Regions from separate parts of the Mus musculus genome. Here all the other regions are linked to region 2. A link is a loop called in an ENCODE intact Hi-C map of the cell type or tissue named here. Cell type or tissue: left cerebral cortex. All regions are shown on one strand.

The links. Hi-C counts contacts between places; a loop is a spot of excess contacts. Peaks named below come from ENCODE experiments on the same cell type or tissue, not always from the same donor. Only the 100,000 strongest peaks of a DNase experiment are listed, where the experiment ranks them.
Region 1: a loop joins it to region 2, with 5 times the contacts of the local background. A loop is called at or near these places in 23 of 42 quality-filtered maps.
Region 3: it touches region 2 in a loop (2.3-fold over the local background); 21 of 42 quality-filtered maps call a loop at or near these places.

The regions. Positions count from the first base shown.
Region 1 is chr11:59,294,722-59,302,721 of GRCm38, reverse strand. No RefSeq gene overlaps it. Among named protein-coding and RNA genes, the nearest start is that of Wnt3a, 8.0 kb to the right of the region's middle. In left cerebral cortex, CTCF peaks have their summits at 2,353 (motif pointing left) and 4,573 (motif pointing right); DNase peaks (open chromatin) are centred at 2,342 and 4,569.
Region 2 is chr11:59,226,510-59,234,509 of GRCm38, reverse strand. It overlaps Arf1 (ADP-ribosylation factor 1), which reads left to right and starts at 6,243. Exons shown (of 5, transcript NM_007476.3): 1 at 6,243-6,337. In left cerebral cortex, CTCF peaks have their summits at 3,046 (motif pointing right), 3,910 (motif pointing left) and 7,531; DNase peaks (open chromatin) are centred at 6,190, 6,826, 7,514, 7,971 and 1 more place; H3K4me3 peaks cover 2,619 bases; H3K27ac peaks cover 2,231 bases.
Region 3 is chr11:59,480,612-59,488,611 of GRCm38, reverse strand. Zkscan17 (zinc finger with KRAB and SCAN domains 17) reads left to right here. Exons shown (of 10, transcript NM_172941.4): 10 at 795-3,092. The coding sequence ends at 1,546. Among named protein-coding and RNA genes, the nearest start is that of Zfp867, 12 kb to the right of the region's middle. In left cerebral cortex, CTCF peaks have their summits at 4,972 and 5,174; DNase peaks (open chromatin) are centred at 2,746, 3,483, 3,870, 5,195 and 2 more places; H3K27ac peaks cover 1,593 bases.

The DNA.
Region 1 (8,000 bases), 68 kb before region 2:
AGAAATTTGTTGTTTGTTTTTTTCTTTTGTGCAAGACTTTTTTTTTTAAGATTTATTTATTTATTTATTATATGTAAGTACACTGTAGCTGTCTTCAGACACTCCAGAAGAGGGAGTCAGATCTCATTATGGATGGTTGTGAGCCACCATGTGGTTGCTGGGACCTGAACTTTGGACCTTCAGAAGAGCAGTCGGGTGCTCTTACCCACTGAGCCATCTCACCAGCCCCCTTGTGCAAGACTTTTATTAAATTGTTTTTACAAGACAATATTCAGACGCCAGATACAACTCCCAGGCCCTGTTTTTCTGTGGGTACTGGCTGGGGCGCAGAAAATGACCTTCTGTTCTTCTGTTGCGACAGTGGGGATGTCATCGCTGGGTTCCTCAATGCTTGCTTTGCCAGGCAGGGACTCTCAGTCTTACCTCCTGCATCCCAGGGAAGAGTGAGCTTTGCTTTGAAGCCCAGCACATCCAGCTGAACACATAGTGAGAGCAGTGTTGATAGCATCTCCACTGTGGATCCCCAGCCCACCCACAGACGTCATGGCGTCTATCCTTGCTGGTCCCCTCACCACATCCTCAAAGCCCTTGGCTCTGCCCTCTTTGGTGAACTATAGAATGGCTGGAAAGGCCCTTCTATCTGTTTCTTTTCTTCTTTTTCCCCTTTCCCTTTCCTTCCTCCCTCCCTCCTTTCCTCCTCCCTTCCTGTCCTTGGCCTCACTATATAGTTAAGGAACTTAAATTTTTGATCTTCCTGCCTCTCTTTACAAATACAGGGATTAGTTGAGTATTGTGCCATCTTATGCAGTACTAGACACCGAGTTGCATGCTGGGAAGTGAATCCCCATACCTCCCTCTGGACCCGCTCTCTTTCTCTGTTTCTTTTAAAAAGCAGGGTCTTAAGTATCCCGGGCTGTCCTTGAACTCCTGATCCTCCTCCTGCCTCCAGCTCAAGTGCAGAGATGACAGCTGTGCACCATCCTACCCTGCTTCATCCAGAGAATTTCATCTATTTTAAGATTTTTATTTATTTTATGTATATGAGCACACTGTCTTTGACACACCAAAAGAGGGAATCAAATCCCATTATAGATGGTTGTGAGCCACCATGTGGTTGCTGGGAATTGAACTCATGACCCTTGGAAGAGCAGCCAGTGCTCTTAACCATGGAGGCACCTCTCCAGCCCCATCCAGAGAGTTTCTGACTACAGGTTCTGCCTAAGTAGTGTGTACACACCTTCCATGGCTGCTCTTCCAGCCTGAAGCCCCATTGGCCCTCAAAGATGTTGCTACATTTATCAATAGTTTTTGTTTTGTGTTTTGTTTTGTTTTGTTTTTAAACTTTCCACTGTTTCATACAGTTGACCTTCCGTGTCTGAAGGAAAGAGAGAGACATCTGTTGATTGCTAGGGCTGATCTGGCCATTTGGCTGTTGTAGAAGATGAAGCCAAAGGTCACCCTCAGGTCTCTCTCTCTGTCTCTCTCTTTCATGTTATGGGCTGGAGAGATGGCTCAGTGGTTAAGAGCACCGTCTGCTCTTCCAGAGGTCCTGAGTTCAATTCCCAACAACCACATGGTGGCTCACAATCATCTGTAATGTGCATCCAATGCCCTCTTTTGGTGTGTCTGAAGACAGCTACAGTGTACTCATATAAATAAAGATATCTTTGTTTAAAAATTATTTATTTTGATTTTACATGTATAAGTGTTTTGCTTACGCATGTGTATTTGATGTCCTTGGAGGACAGAGGAGGGCATCAGATGCCCTGGAACTGGAGTTACAGACAGCTTGTAACCTGCCAGGTGGGTGCTAAGAACCCAGCCCTGTGCTCTTTACAAATGCAAAAGGCACTCTTTACAGCTGACTAACTCTCCAGCTCAACCATGCATCCCTGTACCTCCTCCTAAGGGTCTGCCCGTCCCTGTCTCCCGTCCCTGTCTCCCGTGTCTCCCCAGCAATGGGATTAGTAATCTGCACTGCCTGGCTTTTGTGTGGATGAGACCTTTGGTCCTTCCTGCACAGCAGATGCCTTGCTGCCTGGTCTCTCTCAGGCTCTCTCTGGTTATTTTGTCTTCTCTGAGGAGGTCCAGAAGGAGTCTTTGAAGCCCTTGGGAGAAGAGCTGAATTGAATTTGGGGTGAGTATATCCCCCAGGTTTATGTGTTGAGATCTTGGCCTTCTAGGTAGTGGTATTGGAGACCATTAAGAAATGATGCCCAAGAGCTGGAGAGTTGGCTCAGCAGTTAAGGAACACTTGTTGCTCTTGTACAGAACCCAGTTTGTGCTCATAGGATGGCAGCTCCCAACTGTCTTTAACTCCAGTACTAGAAGAGCCAATGCCCTCTTCTGGCCTCTGCAGGCACTGCACAAAAGTGGTGCGTAGCCATATAAAATATAAAAATAAATGAAAAAAGAAAGAAGGGCTATCTAACGCAGGCTTGGGGGTTAACTCCTGAAATCCCAGCATAGAACATGTGCCTTTTCTAACAACAATGACGTTAAATGAGAAATCAATAAGTATCAGCTGGGTATGGTGAAACATTCTTATAATCACAGTTCTCAGGAGATTGGAGCCGGAGGATTGCCAATTCAAGGGCAGCCTGGGCTACAGAATGAGAGCCTGTCTCAAAGATATGCTGTTGTTTCGCCTTTCCTGGTGGCACAACCTTTAATTCAGCACCCAGAAGGCAAATCAAGCCTGCTCTACACAGTGAGTTCCAGGACTGCAGGGCTGTATAGTGAGACCTTACTTCAAGGGGAAAAAAAAAAAAAAAGTGAGATCAAGTGGAAGGTGACTGGTTCGCCGGTACTTAAAGTGGTAGAGTTGCTTACAGTCCTCGTCCAAGTGCATTGTTGTTTTGTTGTTGTTGTTGTTGTTTTGGTTTTTTGTTTGTTTTTGTTTTTTTAAATCCCTCATTCTCTTTGGCTTCCTGCTTTCCAACAGATCTCTCCTGCCTATTCGGGTTCCCATCATAATTTCAGCTTCCCTCTCCAGAGTCCAGCTTAGTTGCCCAACGCTAGACTTTGAGCCTCCCAAACTGCTTCTAAGTAAACCTTTGATATTCTCTATAGGAAGACAAGCTAATTAGTTCAAGAGGCAAGGGAAGGCAGGAGAGGTATAACCCACCCCAATGAGAAGCAGAGTTGCAGAGGAATGAGACGGGGTGAGGAGATGGATTGAAACGTCTGAAGGTGCCAAGGGCTCAAGTTCAGACCACACTGTAGTGGGTAGAGCAGGGGCTACATGGGAAGACCAGAGTGGAGCTTTTCTGGGATGTAACATGCAAACAGCAAGCACTAAGGGTAAGGTGCTTTGGATGTCTCTATCTCACAGCGCTGTTCTACCTTCAGCAGATATGAAATTTTTTTTTGTCTCCCCCGGCCCCATGTCATTATCTTTTCCCTGGTTTTAACTCTGGGCTGGAAATATTCCTGATGACAGAGTCAGGGTTAGCCAAGTGCCTGCCCCACTGCAGCAAGAGACTACACTTCCCCTGCAGATGTTGCTTACACCTGCCCCCAACCAAGCTTATCTTGGCCAGGTGAGGTCCACAACTTAGTTTTTGATCTGGGCAAAACAAGCTGGGCCCCCAACTTCCAAGGCTGTGGAAACAGAAAGGTCTCAAAGCTGAGCTCACATCCTAAAGGTGTATCCAGCTTTCTCCCCTGCCCTTGAATGATTCATCTACAGGCTGAAAATGGAGGAGTAAGGTCATGACACCTTAGCCTCCCTCAACCAAGAAAGATGGTAATCCATGGATAAGTCCATTGGTCAGTGACTTTTCCTCTCCACTGTCTGCCCCTCACCCCACACACTTGTTCCCTAGGGAAAGAGTCTACATAATCAACCTGCCTGGGAAAACCTCTCCCTCAGGTTCCAGTGATCCCTCTGTCCCCTCCCCAGGCAGGCCTGGCCCATCAATGGTGAGGCTAGAAGAACCCCAAGTGGAAGGGAGATTTTTCCCATGGTTGTAAACATACTTCCCCTTTAAGATAAACATTTTTAGCTCTCCAATATGGAGTAGAACATCTGTTTGTCTTTCTGTGCCTGGCTTAATTGCTCTGTATCCCATCCTCTAATCAAATAAATTCCTATCACAAGAGACACCCATTTTCATGGCCGACAAATAAAAGTAGAGCAAGCCACGCTTCATTTATCCATCCCTCTGTTGGCGGCCACTTGGGTTTTGTTTCTTGGCCGCTGTAAATGGTGCTGTGGTGAGCATGAGCCTGCTGATGCCTCTTCAGCAGATTGGCTCCATTCTGTTTGCACAGTCATAGCTAGGTTAGGACAGGAATGTCCGCTGACATAAACGTCAAGGATGGTGACACCTCCATCTCCCAAGGGGAGTAACCTGCCTGGTCCACACAGAGCTTGGCACACAGCAGGGAGGAGTGACAGTCTCCACTGTCATGAGATGCACCATCCACACAAGCCAAAGCCTGACTTGGGCCATGGAACTGTGGAGATTTCTGAGAGGAGACACCACAAAATCCACAACTACAGGAATCCTGCTTCACTTGCAAAGGAACACCGAGTCCTTTCTAAGCTACTCCGCCCTGAGCATCTCCACAGGGTGGCAGTATTGACTGAAAAGCAGAACTCTGTCACTAAGAAAGGCTGAAATGGTCTCAAGCCTTAAACTTCCTGCTAAAAAGCCTGGGAATCAGAACGCCAAACATGAATCTATAGATTCTGACCCGCGGTGACACAAGTCTAGGGCTCCAGAGAGCCTCGGCATTGTGATTTCTTTCTAAATCTCCGAATTCCATTTTCTTATTATTCTGAGGTGCCCCCTTTGGTTTGAGAATCATAGGATTCCAGAGTTCAGGGCTCTATCTAACCAGCTGCTTGGGTCCTCGGATCTCACCACTGGTTCTCCAGTGTGTGCTCATCCCATCCACGACAAGGGATGTGATGCTGGCTCCACAGGCAAGCCGGAGGCTGGGGTCCTGCACCCATCTCTCTCCATGATGCCACACATCTGCACAGAAGGTCCAAGCAAAGGCATCTCACAACACTTCTGGAGGAAAAAACAAAAAACTCACACAAATGCACGAAACCAGTAACAACCACAAAGTCCTACATATATTAATTTCCCCTCACATACCTGTGGTGACATTGAATTTATAAACTGGGCATTCTAGGAGCTAAACAACCAAGCGCAGAATAGACAGAATTCTTTCCTTCCTCTCAGCTCTGAGGACAGACAACTCAGTTTTATGTAGCCCTTGACAAGCCCAGTATACTTCCAGTTTTTCTTTCTTTATTACAGACCTTTACCATTTTAATTAAAGGAAACAGTTTCTAGCTTCTCTAAGACATATTTGAATTCCAGGGTCACCACTCTTTGGAGCTCTTGAGTAAAGAGAGGGTCACTTAAATGGAGGCACAGTCGCTCTCAGAACAGAGACTTAAGGAGAGGGCAGAGTCCACAGTGTGGGTATGTTGGGGGTAATAACGGGATGATGCCCATTCTATATGAGACAGAGTCAGATTTCACCACCCTACACATAATGTAGGGACATTTAAAATTCATGAATTGTGTATTTCTGGAATTTCCCTCCACAGAGTTTCTGGACTTTTGGTGACTGTGGGGAACTGAAACCACAGAAAGTAAAACTTTGGATAAAGGCTGAGGGAGGGGGTGACCATAAGCATTACTATAAGCTAAGAAAATAAGGCACGCAGATGCGAAGGCATCAGGATCAAGTCATCCAGAGCTCCGTCAAGACGAACCTTGGTTACAGGACCTTGCTGCTATCTCAAATAACAAGAAAGAATGGAAGGAAGGAAGCAGGCAAGGAAGGAAGAGAGGGAGGGAGGAAAGAGGGTGGACCCAAGGTAAGAAATAAACAATCTGATAACAGATACAGACCAAGAAAAGTCAGCAAGACAAGATGCTGAAGCAAGGGGTGCAGTTGAGGAAGCAGACATCCAGACAGCGGGTGTACACAGAACCACAAATGGACCAGCTGCTAGGGCTGGACCTGCCCAGCACAAGGCCAGACAGAAAGCAAGGGTCCAGTCTGAATAAAGCCCTGCATAGGCTGGGAGCAACCACAATGCGTGCTGGGATGGAATATAGACTAAACATAGACCATACAAGCATCCTTGCACAGAAGGCAAAATGAGGTGACTCTCAGAGCTGGATCATCTTGAGTTGGAAGCCTTGCTTGCAAAGGCCCTGCAAAGGCACTCCATATCAATGATGGCCAGAGGCACAGCTGTGGATGTGGTAATGTTGTTGGTTCTGGAGAAGTTGTGGGGGGCGGGGGGTGGGGGGAGAAACACAGTTGTGGGATGAAGGTGCAAGAGGAAAAGCAGTCCCAGATGAGCAGGAAGCTCACCGGCTATGAAGAAAGGAACACACCATCAACAGGACGGAACAATCTACACAGACAGCTGTGTCTAACAGAGACAACTGCTAAGTGACTAAGGAGGAGGGTAGGACCAAGTAGGAGACCAGAGGTCAAGGTCAAGGAAGTTCACTCTTCAAGGACAGCCCCAGGAGCAGATGTGGCTGAATCACTTCTTTCCTTCCTGTCAGCCCCACACAACCACCTAGGGCACAGTCCCACTTGCTTACATTTGTGTTGTCTTTCTCAATAGTGTGTGCCAAGGCATCCCAGGGTGCACCTCGCCAGAAAGCTCCAAGTGTGGTGGAGAATGTCCCCTGCTGTCTGAGGAGACTGTTAGATACAAGTATGCTTCATTTTAGTGCAGATGGTTGTAAAGGCCTCTCACAGATCTTGTGAGGCTGGGCTTGGAGGCTGTTCCTACCATTAAAAGCAAAGATGGTGCACATATCTGTCTGTAGATACTGGTTTTGGTCTGTGGGAAACTACAGGTGTTGAAGAAATTAGCCAGGTTCAGTGGTACATGTCTTAAATCCTAGAATTCAGGAGGCAGAGATAGGCAGATATCTTCAAGTTAGAGGCCATCCAGTCTACCCAACAGGTTCCAGAATTACATAAAGACACCCTATCTCAAAGGACAATAATAAACGAACTTAAAGTAGCATGTGTGACTGGAGAAATGCTCATGGTTAAGAGCAATGGAAGTGCTTCTTGAGGATTGGGCTCTGTTCTCAGCACTTACAGGGCGCCTGGAAACCATTTGTAATTCCAGTTCCAGGAGATCTGATACCCTCTGGCTTCCTTCAGCATCCTTCATATGGTGCACAGACATATACACAAACAGAATACCCATACACATAAAATAATAAAACAAGAAGCCGGGCGTGGTGGTGCATGCCTTTAATTCCAGCACTCGGGAGGCAAAGGTAGGCAGATTTCTGAGTTCAAGGCCAGCCTGGTCTACAAAGTGAGTTCCAGGACAGCCAGGGCGATACAGAGAAACCCTGTCTCAAAAAGACCAAAATAAAAATAAATAAATAAATAAATAAATAAATAAATAAATAAATAAATAAATAAAACAAGAAGGTGTGGGTACAGAGAGAGAGAGATAGCTCAGAGATTAAAAGCACTGGCTGCCCTTCCAAAGGACCTAGGTTCAATTCCCATTATTGACATTGTGGCTAACAACTGTTTGTAACTCCAGTTCCAGAGAATCTGACACTCTCTTTCTGGCTTCAACAGATACTGCATGCACATGGTACACATACATATATACACACAGACAAAATTCCCATACACATAAAAAAAAAGAGGTTCAAAAGATGACTCAGTGGTTAAGAGCACTTGCTGCTCTTGCATAGGGCATGGGTTCTGTTCTCAGCACCCACATGGTGGTTTACAACCATGTGTAACTCCAGTTCCAGGGAATCTGATACCCACTTCTAACCTCCTTGGGTACCAGACACAAATGTGAAACCCATACATACATACATTCAGGGAAACATTCATATACATAAACAATTTTAAAGTAATAAAATTAAAAAAGCATATGTTGGCTGTGGGTGTGGCTTTGTGTCAGATGGCTTGCATGCAAATCCCTGAGTTTGGTCTCCAGTACTACACACACACACACACACACA
Region 2 (8,000 bases):
TGTTTTGGTTTTTTTGTTGTTGTTGTTGTTGCTGTTGTTGTTTTTTTTAAGACAGGGTTTCTCTGTAGCCCTGGCTGTCCTGGAACTCACTTTGTAGACCAGGCTGGCCTCGAACTCAGAAATCTGCCTGCCTCTGCCTCCCAAGTGCTGGGATTAAAGGTGTGCGCCACCACACCCGGCAAGCAAGTGCTCTTAATCAATGAGCCATTTCTCTAGCCCCTTTTATCTTATTAAAATAGGGATCCCCCTACCTCTGTCTTTTGAGGCTGCACTTAAGCTAGGCTGATGTGTTTATCTGGCATTTACATGGGGTTTTGTGGATCTGGTCTCCAATCTTGTTGCTTGTGAAGCAAATATCCTCTGATCACTCAGGCAACTCAGATCTGAGACAGAAATCACAAGTTTTAGGACTCAGCTATTAAAACTAAGATGGTGTCCTTTCACTTGCTGTATTGGACAGAACGAATAGACACTATTGTAAGGGAAAGAAGTCAGCTACAGAGAGACAAGTGTTATGTGTTCTCACTCATTAAAGAGAAAGGCTGACCTACCTTACCAGAAGACAGGAGAATACTGGACACTCAATGCTCAGGAAGGAAGGAAGGGACAGAGGGAGACTGGGTGATGGAAGTCAAGGTACAGGCATGGAGCAGGAGTAAGTTCCGCTACTCCACAAGATGGCAAGAAGATCACAGCAGTAAGTTCACTGTTCTCCATAAAGACGTGAAGGGAGAACCGGGCGTGGTGGCACATGCCTTTAATCCCAGCACTCGGGAGGCAGAGGCAGGTGGATTTCTGAGTTCGAGACCAGCCTGGTCTACAAAGTGAGTTCCAGGACAGCTAGGGCTATGCTATACAGAAAAACCCTGTCTTGAAAAACCAAAAAAAAAAAAAAAAAAAAAAAAAAAGATGTGAAGGGAGAGCCCAAGGCTCTAATACCAAAACAGTGACTGCTTGAGGAGAGGGAAACACCACAGGGTGCAGCATGCGTGGCTAGCACACTGTGCCTTGTATCATAATCATAGTGTATCAAATTTTTTTTAAAAATTGACCTTGCTGTTTGGGAATGCGGTCTACTGCATTCAGAAGGGGAGGAAACTGGAGCTACCCACCAGAGGGTGATAAAGCCAAAGTGTACCGTGAGGGCCTTCACCCTCACCACCTCTGCATCGAACCATTTAGGTGTGGCATGAAGCCAAGAACAGAAAGAAAACAGTCCTTGACTGCAGAGATGGCCTTCCAAGCAGCCAGCCAGAGCTGAACTGAGGTGACATCTATATATACCATCCCAGTAGCAGAAATCTTGGCCTGAGTGAGGGGCTATACATGAGATGGGGAAACTGAGGCTGGATTAAGTATAAGGAGAAGCAAGATACTTAAAGAGACTAGAACTGAGAAAGGTCCCGGAGCCAATGCTCTCCATTCCTGGACCTGCGCTGTGATTCTCTGGACTGCTGGGTAGACCAGGTTGAGCTCACCCCCTGATGGCCATACATTCCCTGGGACTCAGGACAGGGCTACCCCCTTGTGGCAAGGGAGAGTTCCTTCACAACTGTCCTGGAATAGGCAATAGGAGATGGATCTTGTATAGAAAAAACAAACTCAGTTTCTCCTGTAGTCTCTTGTCACAGCCAGAACAGGGGACTTCAGGGATTCCAAAAGGTGTGGGGACTGTTGCTCTCCAGAAAGCAGCTCCTTCCTTCCCACTTAGTTCAGGCCTGAGGCTGTGTGTCTGGAGCCTCAGATCCCAGAATTGTGGGGAGGGAGAACGGGTCTCTAAGATGTCCCCACTTTGGTGCTGAAGTAGGCCCCAGGGTGTATTATCTCTCCTCCTGCTAACCAGTATCAACGTGGGGTTCTGACAGGCAGTGGTGGTGCACACCTTTAATCCCAGCACTCAGGAGGCAGAGGCAGGCAGATCTCTGAGCTGGAGGCCAGCCTGGTTTACAGAGTGAGTTCTAGGAAGGCTACACAGAAGAACCCTGTCTTGAAAACAAACAAACAAACAAAACCAATCAAACAAACATACAAACAAACAAACAAACAAACAGGAGTTCCTAGACACTTCCTTGGGTTGTACTCATTTGCTTGCAGAACTTGTGTTGACTGGTTAATCATGAGAATAATTATCAAGGATACAGATGAAGAGACAGGTGTTAGAGGTCAGGTATGTGGAAGGCTTCTATGCCTTCCCTGGCCACCCTCTTTCTCCCGCCCAGGACCCCTCCACATGTTCAGCTTCCAGGACTCTCTGAACATCTATCTCTAGCAGTTTTATGGACACTTAGTTACACGGGGACACTGATTAAACCACTGGCTATCAGCAATCCAACTCAATCTCCATCCCTCCTTCTTTGGGGGTTGAGATAAGGCTGATGAGGGTCCCCACCCTCTGATCTAGCCCTGGTCTTGCAGTGAGCAGCCCCACCTGGTAGCTACCCAGGGGCTGCAGAAGGTTGGTTTATCAGCACAAGGATTACACTTCACTACCAGATTCCTAGAATTTTAGGAATTGTGTTCTAAAAAACAGAAAAAAAATCTTCTCAGTCTTCAAGACCTGGAAAAGGGAGTGGGACAAGAGTTCAGGAAGGGCAGGGCTCTCCCTGTAGCTCTCCCTCTGGGGAAGTGATTAAAGCTGTAAAGTTCCACCTGTAAGCAGGTACTAAGGGTCCAGAGTTTTTATTGTATGAGCACGTTGAACATAAGACATAATACCAAGTGGAGTTCTAATGAGACTCAGTGCTGCACAGACTCAGGGCACTGTGAAGTTATGTTTTCAGCCAGTTAGCCTGCTCAGAAACTCCTGCTGGAAAAGGCCCCTAAGAGGGACTAGAGAGATGGCTCAGCAGTTAAGAGCACTGACTGCTCTTCCAGAGGTCCTGAGTTCAATTCCCAACAACTACATGGTGGCTCACAACCATCTGTAATGGGGTCTGATGCACTCTTCTGGTGTGTCTAGGGACAACTGCAGTGTACTCATATAAATATTAATTTTTTAAAAAGATTTATTTATTACTATATCTAAGTACACTGTAGCTGTCTTCAGATCCACCAGAAGAGGGCGTCAGATCTCATTACATTACGGATGGTTGTGAGCCACCGGTGATGTGGTTGCTGGGATTTGAACTCAGGACCTTTGGAAGATCACTGAGCCATCTCTCCAGCCCCATAAATATTAATTTTTTAAAAAGTATTTAAAATAATACTTCAACTTAAAAAAAAAGTGGTCTGGTGCAGCGCTGAGCTCCCTGTTGGCATAGGAATCCCAGAGAACACTGTAGTCTGTCAAATCACCAGAGTGCCTGAGCCCTAAGGGGTCAGGGAAAGAGATGTGGAGGGCAAACTTCAGTGGGCTCCACCTCAGGTGTGTGTGATACACGTATGCACAAGTGTGCACATGTATGTGTGTGTATATATATATATATATATATATATATATATATATATATATAGAGAGAGAGAGAGAGAGAGAGAGAGAGAGAGAGAAAGAAAGAGAGAGAGAGAGAGAGAGACTTCTACATCTCTAAGCATCAGTAGCCTGGCATGAATGCCATCCATCTTACAGAAACTGCAGAAATTGCCTGGGGCACAGGATGGGGTCTTCAAGGCACACACAGTTCCTTTCACCTCACTGAACCTCCTTTCTCTGGTCTTACTCTAGGAGTCCATCTGTCTCTTTAGCAACTGACAAAACCAGGAGGCCAGGCCCCTGGAGATCCACGCCTCTGACTAGGTGCTTAGGAGTAAACCTCGTAGTAGACTAGTCTACAGAAGAGGCCCTGGACTTTTCCCTGGCCTATGATCAGCTGAAGTGGAGGTTTGAGGCCATCGGCACTCCCAGCTTTCTAGTACAGGTAGCGGAAGGATCCTGGACAGCCACACGGACAGCTTCTTTCAGTCACAGCTCACCTCGCCCCCTCCTGGCCAGAGCTGGTCCATCCAGGGACCTCAGATAGGAAAAGGGACTCCTGGTCTCTAAGCAACCTTGTGGAAGAGTTAGCCTCAGTTTACCCGAGCAATTGCTATTTCCTGGTAGGGTCTGTCCCTAGTCATGCCCACTCAGGGCTCCCACACATATGTTTTCAAGCCCCCGCCACCCCACTGGGACAGGGCTCAAAGCAGAAGCACAGATGAAAGAAGGAAGTAAGTTTCTTCACTTGGGAGTAGGCATCCAGCAATCTGTCTTATCATTTTCAAAAAACTGTATCTTACATAAACCCCATCTTGTCTCTCCATATTGTTTTTCAATTTGCTAAGTTCCTCCTCACAAAATAAAGTTTCTTTGGCTTTCTATTTCTTTTAAAAATTTTAAAGATTTTGTTTTTTAAAAAATAAATATTTTTAAAAATTTAAGATTTTTTTTTAACTGTGTGTGGTTTATGCACGTGCTTGTGGAGGCAGAAGCTTCAGAGTCCCTGGAACCGGAGTTATGGGCAGTTGGGAGCTAGGAACAGAGCTTGGGTCCTCTGTGACAATAGTATGAAGAGTTTCTTCAGTTCAATTGTCCAACTTCCTTTTTAATACACACTTGGGGATGGAGTGATGGTTCTGTGGTCAAGTCCACTGCAGCTCTTGTAGAGGAACTGGGTTTGGTTCCCAGAAACTGCATAGTAACTCAAAACATCAGTAGCTCCAGTTCCAATGGATCTTCTGGACTTTTTGGGCACCAGGCACCCATATGGTATACATACATATTTATAGACACTCACATATATAGATAAAATAAGTAAATCTTGAAAAATTATATATATTTAAGTGAATATACAATTTAACATTCAAAGTTCATGTGCAATATGAAAATTTCACTGTGGCTTCAGCTGACCTGGGGAGGTAGGAAGAGCCTGCCTAGGTAGGTATCCACTTCAAATGTATCATCCATTACACATGTGGATATTAAATATCTACAAAGGCTGTTTAAAATTTTAACTGACACAAATAATTATTTACGGGGTACAGAGTGATGTTTTGAGCGGGACTACAATGTACAGTGGTCACATTACAATAAACAGAATGACTACCACCCTGTCTCCATTTTTTCATAATTTTAGCCTTTTTAGGTACAGAAAGGGAGTTTGGTTCTTGACTATTAGCCTGCGGTTTTCTGGACACCCCATCTCTTTGTCGACTTATCCATGAGGCTAAGACAGGCTTCTGGCATGGCTGGAATCACAGGTCTCAGGAGATGTCCTGCCATTTCTCCAGGGTTGGTGGCAGGCAGCGACACCCAAGGCTTTGTATAAACACTTGCTGTGTGTTGAGGGTGAGAGAGAACAGGCAAGCACCCCCATAGACGTTTACAGAAGCAGCATTTGAAAATGGAGCCCTGAGCGATGGAAAGGGATGTGTTAGGGTCAAGAAGGTGACTATTGCATCGAATCCTGCCAGGCTCAGCACCCACAACTCTGGGGAGAAAGCTCTGGAGGTCTCAACCCCCAAACACAGTGAGGATGCCCTGTACCCTGTGCCTGGACACAACAGTGGCTGAAGCAGGCCCTGGTAACAGAACTGTCTCCTGCTAACTCAATAGATAGGGCTCCAGGCTCAAAAGAATCTCCCAGGGCCCTCAACATCTCCTACCTGTGGGACTTCTCCCAACAGCACACGGGGTGGAAGAACTGGATAGGGAGGACAGAGCCTGGGCCTGATTCCTGCATCGATGGGGAGAGTTAACGGATTCCTCCTCACCTGCACCCTGAAGGAGGCCACCCCATCACTGCCTCTCAGGCAGTGCTATGCCCATGCAGGTGTCTGGTCCTCTCAGTCAGCTCTGAGCGTGCACACAGGTCCAAGACCAGTGTGGAGACATGGTGCTTGTCTGACATTTGGCCTGCGCCTCTTCCCACTTTGGCCATCTGTCGGTCACATCATTCTCTTCAATTCCAGGGCCCAGCTGGAATATCAGAGACCCTGGGGTACTGTGAGAAGGACATTACACCTCCTAGGGCTGACACGACCTTCCCACTCTGACCTTGGCGCTCTAGAACGCTTACTGGCCTCAACCCCCGCATCCGCGGAATGGGCTGGAATTCCGCAGGAAGGCGCGCGTGCGCACGCGCCGGCGGACACGGAACTCCATACACCACACCCTTGCTCGTTCTAGTGCCGGGAGCCAGAGTGCTAGCCCGGGACCCGATCCGGAAACAGAGCGACCTCGGCTCCGCCCCGTGAAGGCTACAAAGTGCAGACGCGCAAGCGCCATCCGTGTGGGGGCGGGGCCCTCTGCGTGCCCGCCCTCTTCCCCCGGCGTGCCCCGCGGCAGGCGCTGACGTGGCTGCCGTCAGCGCCGCCATCTTGTGGGAGCGAAACCAACGCCTGGCTGGGAGCAGCCGCCGCGGAGGTGAGACGCGGGGCGCGCTGAGGCCGAAACTGGGGAGGCCGCGGGCTGGTCATCGTGGGAGTCAAGGGGGCGCTCAGCTGCGGCTGCTAAGGACCGAGTCCGGTCGGGCGGCCTGAGGTCTATGCTCAGTGAGCTCGGCGGCAGGCCGGACAGAGGATCGGGACGCCCCGGAGTCCCGCGTCGCCCACGGCCGCTTGGCCCTCCCCCACTCCGCGGCCCTTACGCCTGCCTGGCCGCCCGCCGCGGGCCGCAGCCCGGAAGTCCGGCCAGGACGCCGGCTCTTCTCCAGGAAGCCAGGTTTCCTGCTGTTCCTCTCTGCGCCTCTCCTAGGCTCCACGGCCCGAGAGCCTGGGAGCGGGGAGCAGGGTTCGGGGGGTCACGGGGTTTTCCTTCTTAAAGGCTAGCCGGCCGCTTCAGATACGGCATGAACCGCGGGCTTGGGGAAACTGAGGCTCGGGTGGCCCCGAGACGACGTCAAGGTCACTCGGGTGGCGAGGTCTTCCTCTTCTGTCTCTCGAGTCCGGTTCCTGTCGGCCTGGAGGACCGAAGTTGTAGGAAGGGGGAAGGGAAAGGGACAGGTGTCGGACAGGGGCTCCGAACTGCGGATCCAGGTGCTGGGATTTAACACGCGCATTTGCGGATCTCGGGGGATACCAGAATACCCACTGTGATCCCCAATTAGCCGTGATTTGGGCCCCGAATATCGTCGGTGAGATCTGCATTGGGGTGCCGATGGCCCCCGGAGGGGTTTGAGCCTTGTTTCGCCTCTTGACCGGCTCCTTTATGCACTTTTGGGTGGATTAGAAAGGCCATTCTGAATTGGAGAATCTTTAACCTGCCCATGGAATAACCCGTTCCCGGCCTCTGAGCAGTCCGCAGGTACAGAGACCAGGTCCAGTACACAATTCTGGCTGTCCATTTAGGGTGGTCGTGCCATGTCAGTTTGTAGTGTAGGTAGCTACATATGTTGTATGGTCTAGCTACATAGAACAAATGCAAAATGCTAGGGATTCTGTTCACATCAAGAAGGAATTCTCCCATTCAAACAGCAACTGGCTGCTTTGTCAGGAAAGGAAGGGTCAGCTGCTCTTGGTCCCAGAAGTCATTGGAGAGCCCAGTAGTTGATGCCACAACCCATGTTGGAGTCTTCTGTTGTAGTTCTTGTTTCACAACTAGTGGTCAGCAGTTTTTCCTGCAGGCTGATTCTGGTGGTTTCTGCCGTGTCTGTCAGAAGACTAGTGAGGTGCCATGGTGCTTTGTGTGCTGGCCTCGTGTCTCTCCTCTGTCTTAGCCAGTATCCACAGTGCCTGACATAGGTGACTATAGTGTCCTCACTTTTGAACTTTTAGCAGCACTAGCAGAAATAGCCTAAACTATGAGATTTGATGCACTGTGTTACTACCTGGTTTCTCTGTTTCTCCAGAGAGTTGTGTGGTGTAAGGGCCAGTCACAGATGTGTGAACTACATTGTCTTCTGTGGCATAAAGGTTTCCCTTATTGGAATGTCTCTCACTTATCCTTAGATTTGAAAATGGGTCTGAGTCACTGGATCACCACACTGTTCTCTTGCTTGTGAGGCAGATGTACAGAATTGCTACTTCAAAAAGGTTTAGGAGCTAGATGGTAGAGTGCTTTTCTAGCCTTCGTGAAGTCTTGGTTTGGA
Region 3 (8,000 bases), 250 kb before region 2:
CTCTGTAGACCAGGCCAGCCTCGAACTCAGATCTGCCTGCCTCTGCCTCCCAAGTGCTGGGATTAAAGGCATGCGTCACCAGTGTCCAGCAGCAGCAAGCACTCTTTACTAAGCTGTCTCTCCAGTCTTCCTTTCAAAATTCTAGGTTCTACATAGAAGTCAATTTGGCTTTTGAAAAGCTGTCCCAGATATAGTGGCACTCTGCTACCCTGAGGGTTACTTCAGCTGTTGAGTGTTTGAGTTTGGGGGCACAGTCAGTTTGGTTGGGACTGTCATAGATATTTCATCTCCTAGTGCATAAAGAAGAGACCTTTGTAGTCTACAGTAGCACTTTTTTGTTTGTTTGTTTGTTTTTTGTCTTTTCTTTTTGTTTTTTTTTGAGACAGGGTTTCTCTGTGGCTGTCCTGGAACTCACTCTGTAGACCAGGCTGGCCTCGAACTCAGAAATCTGCCTGCCTCTGCCTCCCAAGTGCTGGGATTAAAGGCATGCACCACCACGCCTGGCAAGTAATATAAATGTTGAAATTTTTCACAGGTGAGTGTCAGTTCTTAGAATTTTAAGTCCCAGTAGCTCAGGAAGAAATGGTTTTGAAAGTGAAGGATTAGGGGAAAACAGCAGGAAAGCCAGAAAGAAAGAGACAATTGCTATCCCAACAGCCTGTACTGGGCAACCAGGCCCTCAGGAGTCACCAAGGAACACTACAACCCCAGGGAGTCTGGGCCCACAGTTAAGCCTTTCTAAGTAGGGTCCCTAAGATCTGGACAGTTCCACTGACCATACCGGTTTCCTGTAGCAGGAGGTGACCCGCCAGCCCTCAAGAGCAGTCTGGACCAGGAGGTGACCATCGAGATCGTGCTGTCCAGCTCTGGGGATGAGGACTCCCAGCACAGCCCATACTGCACAGAGGAGCTGAGGAGCCCTCCAGAAGACCTGCACAGTGTCCCAGCCCACCAGAGCAACGCTAGTGCTGAGGGGGAGGTGCAAACCTCACAGAAATCTTACGTGTGCCCAAACTGTGGAAAGATCTTCCGCTGGAGGGTCAACTTCATCCGGCACCTGCGCAGCCGCAGGGAGCAGAAGCCACACAAATGCTCAGTGTGCGGGGAGTTATTCAGTGACAGCGAGGACCTGGATGGTCACCTAGAGACCCACGAGGCCCAGAAGCCCTACAGGTGCACTGCCTGCGGGAAGAGCTTCCGCCTCAACTCACACCTCATCTCTCACCGCCGGATCCACCTGCAGCCAGCCAGCCAGCAGCCCATGAAGAAGAGTGAGGAAGAAGCTCTGGAAACAGAGGGCACGGGTGCCAGCGACCTGCTGGAGAAGAGCAAAGCCAAGCTGAGCTTCCAGTGTGGGGACTGTGAGAAGAGCTTCCAGCGGCATGACCATCTGGTGAGACACCGTAGACACTGTCATCTAAAGGATGAGACCCGTCCCTTCCAGTGTCGGTACTGTGTCAAAACTTTCCGACAGAATTATGACCTCCTCCGCCATGAGCGCCTGCACATGAAGCGACGCTCCAAGCAGGCTCTCAACTCATACTGAGCAGGGTGTGGCCCCACAAGCCAGCCCCTGCCCCAGCACAGAACCCTCACCACCTGCCCTTTGCTCTCAGGTAGTGTCTAACTTCTGGTGCCATGCCTCTTGCTCCCCAGATAAAAAGCAGTCCCCTGCGCATTCCTTCTACTGTGCCAAAACCCAGGGAGGTGATCCAACCTCAAGACCTGCATCTCTGGATCTTCAGCCACTTGCTCTGGCCCTCAGTGGGGCTGGGCTACCCCCATCCCAGTGGTGTCTAGGGATGGGGTGAATACAGTAGGGAGCTGGCCAAAAGCCTGCACTGACGTCTCCTCAGAAGTCAGCCTGGGTTTAGTCAGGGTGTCAGCCAGGGGAGCATCCCACAGATCCACCGACGGCCAGGCCACTGGCCATCAGGAGGTCACATTTTGAAAGTTAATGAATTTATCCCCACATCTTCTTTGTGCCCCAAGACCCTTCAGAAATGTGTGCTGGAAGTTGCCTGTCACCACTCACATTCCTTCCCGTCCTGTCTAGGAGCTGAGAGCCAGGCCCTCAAGGCTCTTCTGGGCAAGCCCTGCCCTGGAACAGAAGCTTCTGTGAAGTCGTCCTTCATGGGTAGAGATTCCAAGGCATTTATTTAGCTTCCTAGCGCTGTCGTCACTAGTACTAAACATAGGCTCTTCTAACAGCACACAGCATTGTCACAGTTATGGAATTTGCAAAGCTAGGTCCGGTGTCAGTGGGCTGGTTCTTTCCGAGGCTAGAAGGGGGAATGAATCATTCTGGGCCTGATGGTCACTGACACTTGTCTGTCCCCGGGGACTTGTACAACCATCTCTCCATCTTTGCCTTCATCTCCGCTGTGTCAGTCTCCAAGCTTACCTTTTATACAAGGATCCCAGTCTTGGGTTGGGGCTCACCCTGTCTACTGTAGCAGAGCCCCACCTTCATCTGGAGTGGCCATTTCCAAATACAGTCACATCCTGAGGTACTAGGAGTCAGGACCTCAACACTGGGGTTTGAGTGGACATAGCCACAACTCCAGTTAATCCCATGGTGCTGTTGCTGTTCCTGCCTCAGATGAACCAATGCAACCTTGAGGCAGCCATTCCTTTGAATGTTGAGCTCAGTTGTCTGCTTTCAGGGCTGCTGTCCTCTGCCAGGGAGAATCTTCATCCATGGCCTTTAAGTTCAGAGCCTGAGAGTCTGGGAGTTGTTGTTGCTAGGAAACCTCAAGCAACCAAACACGTGGTCCCACACTGCCCTGGCACACTGGTGTTGGCCAGGCTCAGTGTGGCTGTGACTGGACCTGAGAGCTGCAGGCAGCCAGTGGGCTGTAACGGCTCTCAGCAGATAGGAGGTTTGGGAAATGAGTTCAAGGCCTCTGGTGCTCTCTGTCCTGATTTTCACATGAAGAAGCCTCTAGTCCAGACCCAATCAAAGACTCTTAAGACTTTGGAACAGAGTTTCTTTTTCTGCTCAGTGCATCACCCAGAAATAGTAAATGCAATAAAACCATTTGGTCACACCTTGGAGAAGAAATAAACTGTGGAAGCTCTTAGTTTCTAAATAGTTTTCTTCTATCCTTGTGTCTGGAGAGGGAGGCGTTGGGTCTCTGTGGTCAAGGGAGGGAAGCCTTGCTCACGGAGACCAGGGTTTTCTATTTATCCTGTCGCCTGAGCTTCAGTTACCCAGGGAGGGACATGGTGCTCTTCACCTGTGTACTTGTCAGCTAATAACCAAACTTGCAAGGGTTAATAAAGGAGGTGTCCGAAGCATGCACCAGATACGGTCAGGGAGCCCTCACTGCTGACCAGAGCCCGCCAGGGCATCACCATAACTGGAATGTCATTTCTACCTATGCTAGCAGCCCGGTAGAAGCTCAAATCCTAGGTTTCTTCCTCTCAGGAGTAAGTAGGAGTTACCTGTTTTGAGGAACAGTGGCAAACCTCCACTAAACGTCCTGTCCTTACTGGGTCACCTTAGTGTTCATCTCCCTTCTGGCTGCTGCTGTCTGAGGCCTCAGCTGAGAAGTGTCAATTCACTTGACTCCTCCATGCCTCCTCATAATGGCCCACAGAAACCTACAGGCCGACACTGGACATCCAGGCTCTCCAGTCCTCTGCTTCCCACAGCTGGTGCAGGGGCATAATAAAAACTCAGTGAGTTGAGATTCATGTTAGACTTCAGTAAAAATAGTGTGAAGCTGGTTATCAGAACACAGGTTTATGGTCCTAGCAATTCACCCTGGCAGGGACTCAGGTGAGAACAGTGGCCCACAAGGTCCCTCCCTGACAATGCGTCACAGTGAGAAGGGAGTCAACCTGTTAGTGGGGATCTGGTCCAAGTTACTCAATGATTTTCCCTCAGCCAAGAGCAGAATTTAGACCAGGCAGTAGGAGGGAAATTTACATCACCTTGCTGGTTCCATCAAAGGCCAGACACTTTTCTTTTTTTAACCCTCAGAACTCAGAAGTAAGCCCAGGGCCTTCTGCTTGCTATCACAGGGCTGTATTCCTAGCCTCACTATTACCGAGTTTCCCAAGCTGGCTTTGAACTTGAAAACTGCTTCTAAACTTCCTGAGTAGATGGATTGTAGGCTTGCTTTGGGGTTGTTTGTAGGACTCACTATCCAGACCCCCAGTGATATGACTCTCTAGAGAAGCCCAGATGTTGAGACAGGATCTTTCTGTCCTGGACCAGGCTGGCCTCAAACTCATAGAGATCCTTCTGCCTCTGCCTCTCCAGTGCTGAGTTCTGGGATTAAAGATGCGGGCCACCACACCCAGCTGGGTTTTTGTATCAACACTTTGTATGATCTTGTTTATTTCAGGAGTTATATGAGTGTTTCCATCAATACCTTTTGTAGCATTCCGTCTTTTGCCATTTCTCCAATATCTAACTGTATATTTTTCCTGTTTCCTGTCCCAGCTCATGCGGTAGTGTGTGTGTGTGTGTGTGTGTGTGTGTGTGTGTGTGTGTGTGTGTGTGTGTGTGAGAGAGAGAGAGAGAGGGAGAGGGAGAGGGAGAGGGAGAGAGTTTGAGGCCAGCCTGCTCTATGTAGTGAGTAGAGAGACCCTATCTCAAAAAGACAAAAACCAAACAACAAAACCAACAACAAGACAAAGTTTCAGCGGAAGACAGTTTTCTCTCGTCAAGGCCTGAACTCTGAGAACTGAGGTAGCGAAAACTAAGGGAGAAGTCCTTTCCTATACACCCTTTCTGGGTGAGCTGGTAATGCCCCTTCTAATCAGGTGATGGGGGAATGCGATTCAGTTGGGGGTCTCATGCTACCAGAGATGGACTACTGAGGGTTCCAGTCACCTAGAAACCACCCCATAAACTGAGACAGAACTTCATCTCTTTGGTTTTCAATTGAAACAAACAAACAAACAAAATGAGTGTGTGTTGTCAGTCACAGGAATTGGGCCTACCTTGAGATGTCTGTTCCGAGCCTCCTCAGCTTGGGGGCTGTGAACTGAACTCTTGCTCCCTCTGAAGGAGGTATGTGCACCTGACCACTAAGCTATCTTTCTAAATGGGGGGGGGGGGGGGAGTTCAATCAATTAATCTTCATTAGTGTAGCTAATGCCATGGGATCAAATTGGGAGTTGCTGAGCTCCAACCTGCAATTATACAAGCAACCACACGAGGTCACCATAAGCTCAAAGTATTTTAGACTAACACACTGGATTGAAAAGAAAAAAGGATTTTGACAAACATGGGAAATTTTAACATGGGACTTGAAAGAACTCCTTCAGCAAATTGGACAGTTTGTCCCGGCAGTCCTGAGGTGTCATTTATAGATGGATCCAGAAGGAAAACCACTGGTTGTGGTGGTGCACATTGGTAGGATTTGCTGAAAGAGGCAGAAGCAGGAGGATCAAGAGTTTGAGGCCAAACCGGGCGTGGTGGTGCATGCCTTTAATCTCAGCACTCAGGAGGCAGAGGAAGGTGGATTTCTGAGTTCGAGGCCAACCTGGTCTACAGAGTGAGTTCCAGGACAGCCAGGGCTACACAGAGAAACCCTGTCTCAAAAAAGAAAGAAAAAGAAAAAGAGTTCAAGGCCAGCCTGGACAACACACATTTTTGGGGGGCTGGAAAGATGGCTCAGTGGTTAAGAGCACTGACTGCTCTTCCAGAGGTTCTGAGTTCAAATCCCAGCAACAACATGGTGGCTCATAGCCATCTGTAGTGGGATCTAATGCCCTCTTCTGGTGTGTCTGAAGAGAGCAATGGTGTATTCATATACATTAAATAAATAAATAAATAAATAAATAAATCTTAAAAAAAACAAAACAAACAAAAAAAGAAATTCAGCAATTCCTTACTGGACAGCCTCAAGGGTTGATACTTGGTCTCAGGGCCTTAGGAGGGTGGAAAGAGAGACAGTGCTCTTGGCTCTGGCCATCTCAGAGAAGCTCCTGCTGAGGAGTGATGAGGGGAAACGCCCATCCCTTTCACCTGCTTTGAAGACAGGTCCTATGCTGGAACTTCCAGAGTGGAGTAGGGCCTCCTGCCTCCGACCAGTTCCAACATTGCCACCAACTATGTCAAATCAAAGTTTTAGAGTGGAGGAGATGTAGGGGGAAAGATGTGTTTGTTCAGATACAACAAATGCTAGGGAGAAGGAAGGGGATGGCCCAGCAACTGTCGTGTAGTCACTAACAGCTTGGCCACGTGCCATTTGGGAATATGCTCACATGTTTAACAGTGAGAACATTTCATCAGGAAGATCTAAGCTGGGATTAAAGGTGTGTGCCACCACTGCTGGGCCAAAGGTGAGACTCTTAACCCGGTCTTGAGAATGTGAGCCTGGCTGCTCACCTGCAATGCACCCACTCGCTTGGGGACTTCTAGAACCTGCATGGCGTCTGTGACTGTCCCCATAACTATTGCTGTTTTGTTTTCTCAGTCAAGAAGCATTTCATCTTTCAGATCATCCAGGACAGGGACAGAAGTGGCTGGTTAGTGTGACACAAGAATGACCTTCTCAGCACAATCTGATTAAAGATGCAGGTGGTTTGTCTGGCTGGACACCTGTATAGCTTCACTAGCAGCTGCAGGCAGCTTTCCTGGCTCTTGGGTGCCCCGAGCAGAACCCTTTGGTCCTGGTGGCAATGGCAACTCCCATGGTGGCTCTTCCTGCTCAGAAAAAAATTTAATTTTTTCCTAGTTATTAATGGGGGAGGGGTTGGTGTGCATTCCATCTCTCATGTACAGAAGGTAAAACACCAACCTGATTCTGAAATAGAATATACTAATAGGTAGAAATTGAAAAGGATGTGTGGGTGGGCTGGGTAAAGAGATGTCAAGTTAGCCAGGCGTGGTGGCACATGCCTTTAATCCCAGCACTCGGGAGGCAGAGGCAGGAGGATTTCTGAGTTCGAGGCCAGCCTGGTCTACAAAGTGAGGTCCAGGACAGCCAGGGCTATACAGAGAAACCCTGTCTTGAAAAACCAAAAAAAGAGATGTCAAGTTTAGAGTACAAGCCATATGCACGTCCAGGAAACTTGACACTAAGCCCCTGTGGATGTGTATATGTTTCAGATGTCAAGCAAAATAAACTATTTACCAGAAAGAATAAACATATACTGAAGCATATGAATATGTAAACATATACAAAATACTTCGTTCTCATGCATGTTGTATAGCAATTCTTTCTAATTGAAACATCCCATCTTGGAGAAAGGTTCATTAAGAGGAAGAATGGGGTCTTTGAGAGACGGCTTAGCAGTTAAGAGCACTGGCCAATTGTTCCGAGGACCCAGGTTTGATTCCCAGCATCCTGATAGGATCTCATAGCTGTCTGTAACTCCGGTACAGATCAGATGCCCTCTTTTGACCTCCAAGCTTAAACAAGCACACATGTGTTATGCAGACATACATGCAGGCAAAGCACCCACACCCATAAAAATAAAATGAATAATTTTTTCTAAAGAGTCAGGAAGTAGAGGTTGGTGGTTAAGAGCTGCTCCCCCCCCCCCATTAATAACTGAAAGAAATCAAAATAAATTTTCTGATCAGGAGGTGCTATCATGGAAGTTGCCATTGCCACAACAAGGACCGAAAGGTTCTGCTCCAGGAGACGGAGAGTCAGGGCAGCTCCCTGCGGCTGCATTTCTAGATCACCGGAGTTCATTTCTCAGCGCCCATGTGGCAGCTTGCAAACATCTATGATTCCAGTTCCAGGGGATCTGATGCGTTTTTCTGCCCTCCAAGGGTACCAGGCTCATGGCTCATAGACATACACGCAGGCAAAACACCTGTACACATAAAATAAAATTATACAAAATCATCTTTAGAAGACTCAGGAAGTGTACGAAACTTACAAGGCTCAGGAAGTAAACATTCTCAAACTGGAGGAAAGTCCTCAAATGTAAAAGATTCTGGAGGTCTCCGCCCAGGTCATACAGCTGTAAAAGCAGTAAGAACTGCTGCAGAGAAGGCTCTCTGACCTGTCACACTGCCTGAGACT